Linked DNA regions of Homo sapiens: region 2 is linked to region 1. The links are chromatin loops, found by intact Hi-C in ENCODE. Cell type or tissue: IMR-90. All regions are shown on one strand. Region 1 overlaps KLHL29 (kelch like family member 29). Region 2 holds the start of LOC102723401 (a long non-coding RNA gene).

Evidence for each region. Peaks named below come from ENCODE experiments on the same cell type or tissue, not always from the same donor. Only the 100,000 strongest peaks of a DNase experiment are listed, where the experiment ranks them.
Region 2: it touches region 1 in a loop (3-fold over the local background); 3 of 110 quality-filtered maps call a loop at or near these places.

The regions. Positions count from the first base shown.
Region 1 is chr2:23,403,103-23,405,602 of GRCh38, reverse strand. All of the region lies in intron 1 of KLHL29 (kelch like family member 29), which reads right to left. Among named protein-coding and RNA genes, the nearest start is that of LINC02923, 17 kb to the right of the region's middle. RefSeq lists an enhancer at 669-1,250. In IMR-90, a CTCF peak has its summit at 1,046 (motif pointing left); a DNase peak (open chromatin) is centred at 922; H3K27ac peaks cover 404 bases.
Region 2 is chr2:23,616,540-23,619,039 of GRCh38, reverse strand. The region is part of intron 3 of KLHL29 (kelch like family member 29); the gene reads right to left. It overlaps LOC102723401 (a long non-coding RNA gene), which reads left to right and starts at 1,041. Exons shown (of 2, transcript XR_427010.4): 1 at 1,041-1,884; 2 at 2,033-2,500. In IMR-90, a CTCF peak has its summit at 1,376; a DNase peak (open chromatin) is centred at 1,369.

The DNA of each region.
Region 1 (2,500 bases):
AAGGCATGGACAATGTCATCAGCAGGATCTGTGGAACTGGATGCCAGCCCCTGACCAGAACCAGTCCCTGATGAAGTTCTCATAGGCCATGGAAAAGGAGAAAACCTCAGATAATGCAGCAAATTTTCCAAAACACTAAACGTATTCAACTGCCCTCTATTCAGGGATTACATCTTTCCTACTTTTTGGTGTTAAAACATGCATTGTTTTGTCAAATGATGAGGTGATGAGTAGATGGTAATTTTTAAATGTCATTTTACAAACTAACAACTGGCCACATCTCAATTCCCCGGTTTCCATCATGTTTCATGGTCCGTAAAATAATAAACAATATAACTAACTTTTTTAGAAAAAATGGAGTTGAAAAAAAGGTATTACCTTTATAATCCAAACAATATTGGTATGGATTGAACAAAATTAGAATATTTGTTATGCATGAGAGAAGTATGCCTAATTATCCAATTAAAATAGCTACCTTTCCTTATCCCAGTTATTTTTCCTTATAACATTTATAATTATCTAAATCATACTCCAGTATTTGTTCTCCTTTTTTATGCCAAGTCTTCCTGTGGAGGATGTGTGTTCCACGAGGACAGGATCTGAGTCTGGCTCAAGCTGACACACAGTAGGTACTCAACAAATATGTGTAACATACATAAAGGAAAGAACTTGGACCTAGAGAAGGTGTCTTAAAATATGAGATTCAAGTTTCATGGAAGTTATGGATGGGGTCGACAATATACTAGCATGTGGAACTGTCTGTCTGGAGAAAACTCCTGCAAAGGATTCCTTTGGTCCCCAGTCATTCTGGGAATAAGACATAAAAAGAGAGTAGGTAAACACAGAGGGCAGATTCCTGGCCGGAAGTGTTGGCTTACAGGCTCGGCAGGACGTATTAAGTGGAAGCATACATACAACTCAATTGCAAGCAGCTCTCCACTTCCTGCTCTGCAGAACACTCTCCTTCCCCCAGGCCTCTCAGCTTCCCTTTAGAAAACAAATCGTTTTTACAGTAGTTGATGAGAAAATGCCCTCTTGTGGGCGTGACAGTGGACCACCTCGATCATGTCACGGATTTCTGAAAATGTGGTTATTCCAGAGAATTCCTTCACGAGATTTAAAGGATTTCTTTTTTTTAAATCTCAAACATCAATGCTTTGTTAAAGCAAAAATACATTTTCTAAGAGGCCATTAAACAGTCCTCAATTCACTTCGGCGTGTCTAACTTAGCAATGCAAGTTCTGATTATCTTAAACAGCATCATCACAAAGATAATTATTCTCCTTTCTAAATTTTTGTACGATTTGCTAATGACTGAGTGATTTTTTTTTTAATAGTCATCGCCCAGAATCTGCCTCTTTTTCTGCTCCCAGGGAACCATCACCTGAGATTGACGGGCAGCAATTGAAAATAATAAAATTATGTAAGATGAGCTTGTAATCACCAGCATTTCACAGGAAGCAAAACGCATTTCGTTCTGGCTGAGGAACAGAAAGTTTCTTCCTCATTTTAAATCTGTATCAGAGGTAAAGCCTTCTATTAAAACACAATTCTCTGTACACTTACAGCCTCTGGCAGGCTGCCAAGGAGACTATCATGGAACCACCGCTGCAGAGAAGTAGGCAGTCAAAGGCATCGAGGATTGCTCCTGAGAAAGGATGCAAAGTCTCCAGAATTCTTGGGAGGGCTCTGCCCACAGCTACCCCCCACCTCTTCTGGCCAGGCCTCCCTCCTCAAATGCAAACACATATGCACACACACGCACACACGCTCTTTTTCTGGGAGAGGCATGGCAAAAATAAACACTGAGAAAATTCTTCCCTGTCTTTTGCGCCTGCACACACACACACACACACACACACACACACACACACACTCTCTCTCTCTCTCTTTGGGTTTCATCTTCCCCTTTCTTTTCTCTTTTGGATGTATTATTGTTTTCATCATCATTATTATTAATAAATTGCAAACTCTGCAGTCCAGGACCTGGTTAATTGCACCTTTTTGCTGCATGTAATTTACAGGTACATGTGACCACTTGGGGGCACAGTTATTTGAGAATGCTGGCACTGGCATTCAATAAGGTATGCTTTTAAGGTTTGAAGCCTGCTTTAAGAAAGCCCCAAATCTTGACTCTTACTGGAGCCCCAGCATGGAAGAGAATCCTGAGAATTATTCCTTTAAGGTGAGTCTGAGATTCATTATGAGGGACATTTTTATATGGGATTATACAAAACCATTTGGTTCCTTTCCCATTTTAAAAACTGGTAGTTTAAAAATTTCTTCTACATGGCGGCCTGTCCTTTTTCTGTTTTCATCAGTCTTAATGTCAGCATGGACGTAAACACATACTGCTCACTATGGGATGGGGACGGGCATGGCAAAATTAACTTTCCTATGATAGTTAATTCTTTTGCCTTGTTAGGTAAATTTTTATCTTTCCCAATATGAAAAATACGCTTATTATTTTAAAAACCAGAAAATGTTATGGTAGAAAGAT
Region 2 (2,500 bases), 210 kb before region 1:
TGTGCTCCAAGCCCTGTTCCCCTGGAGGGGAAGGACCAGCATCTGCCTGTAAAGGGGGCTGTCTGGCAAGGCATCCTCATTTCTATTCACACAGTTCACGGCCTCTGATGTTCTCAGCAGAGAGGAGTGGTGGCTGCAGAGCTTTTCTCTGGCTTCCTTCCAAATACTTTGGGATTCAGTCACCCTTTCTTCTCCTAGAGGACACAGGTAGCTTGATCAAGCTATGGGTTCAGGAAAGATGTTAAGATTTCAACCCCTGCCTTAATGGATGCCTTCTATATCAGCCAGGGTTCTCCAGAGAAACGGAACTAATAGCATAGAAATTATATATATAATATACGATTTATTATAAGGAATCAGCTCCTGTAACCATGGAGGCCGAGAAGTCCCGCGATCTGCAGTTAGCAAGCTGGAGACCCAGGAGCGGGAACTGGTATAGTTCCAGTCCAAAAGCCTGCAGGCTTGAGACCCAAGAAGAGCGGATGTTTCAGTTCCAGTCCAAAGGCAGCAAAAGACCAATGTCCCAACTCAAAGGCGGTCAGGAGAAACCCCTCTTACTTACAGCAGGGTCAGCTTTTGTTCTGTTCAGGCCGACTGACTGATCGGATGAGGCCTTCCCACATTGGGGAGGGCGAGCTGCTTTACTCAGTCTACTGATTTGAATCTTAATCTCATCCAGAAACACCCTCACGGACACACCCAGGATCATCTTTGGCCCAAATACCTGGGCACCTTGTGGCCTGGTCAAGTTGACATGTAAAATTCACTGTCCCACCATCTACTACAAAGACATTGGCTCTGGCTACAATTTTTATTTGAATCTGTGCTTTGGGCAGGGAGTGTCAAGGCAGGAAAAAAAAAATAAATAAAGGCCCAAACAATAATACTAAGCAGGGCTGGAGAATTCCTTCCATGATGACGGAACTTTTCCTCTGGCACTCCCTTCCCAATAAATAAATCCTGCCCACTCCCAGGAGATGCGGTGTCTGCCTCTTCTCCGCCCCCCAGCAAATAAAAGAAATAACACGCTTCCCAGTCGCAGCTGCTCCACACCTCAGCATATGCTCTGCCTCACTTGCTTCCTCACTGTTAAAATGACAACGGACGCCGTCTTCGGTGCTTCCAACACCCTCGGTTCCCTCTCGCGGCCCGGCCTTCCTACGCTGCTACGTTGTGCATTACCCACAACAGCAAAAATGTTCCACTGGTGGTTTCAAGATTCCTAAAAAAATAGATTCAAAACATCTTTAATACTCTCTGAAGAAGCAATACATCACAGGAAAAGCTGTAACCTTTCCTGTTGCTGATACTATCCAGACTGCGGGCTGATGAGGACGGTAACTGCAGCCAATTCGTATTCTGCGTGGCTGCCGCTGGAGGTGCACAGGAGCTGGTCCACCCACCCTCCACACTCCCAACCAAGGAAGCTGCTGAATTTCTGAGTGTTTGCCTAATGCCCTTTTATATAACCTGAAAAGAGTCACAGTACTTGAAGGCAGTATTTTCCAAGAAACAGCCTTCCCCTATTAACGCAACATCCCTGAAAATAATACTGCTGTTTCTACGGCAGTGACAGGCCCTGCATGGAACGCATTTTTCCTTCCTTTTTTCCCCATCACAGAGCCACGGGCAAGAAGCTGCGGCGGCAGAGCCTCGTCAAAGCCAGCTGGACAGAGGGATGGCTACTTGCATTGTTAAGTAGGAGCGCTTCACAGTGACCATGGGCCAGCCTGGAACTGCCTTCCCCCAGGACGGGGGGACAGGCGTGAGTGGGTGTGAAGCACAGGGAAGCTTCTCTGCCTGGTGATCCCAAGAGGGCCTGCAACAGGTGCCCTGCCTGGCTGAAGGAGGAGGCTGCCGGGAAATCAGACTCGGATTTGCCAGGTTGTTTGAAGGTTAATGTTATGGGTAATCAAAGGGAGGAGACAAAAGACAGAAAAATGGAAACCCTTCAGAACAGTGAAAGGTTTCATTTACCTTTGGTAAATAAAAGTGTGTTCATATTTTCACAAGGATTCTTCTATTTCACCAGCTTACAACTCAAACCGGGCTGGGCAAACACGCTGCGATACGGCGGTCACGGCTGTAATTCAGAGAGAATGCTCAGAAATGGGAAACAAAAACACAAGGCAGGATGCCCCTTTGTGCTGGAAGTCAGAATCTCCATGTGTTCTTCTCGCTGCCCGCCGAGGTCTGAGCGGGGCCCTGCTGTGAATGACCCCGGGAACGGTGCCAGAGTCACACAGACTTGGTGCAGACAACAGAGCTACCTTTCAGGGGCTCTGTGTCCTTGGACAGGTCACTAGACTTCTCTGAACCCGTTCGCTCATTTCCAGAAAGGGATAAGATCTCTCTTACAGTTCATGGGGTGCGCAAGAATGATGGGTGCCAAGCCCATGACCCCAGGTTCTGGCAAGGAATCGGCCTCTCCAAAAATGATGGTTTTTATTATTCTCACTATTCTAGAAAATGTCTTTGTGAATTGTTTGCTTGATTGAAA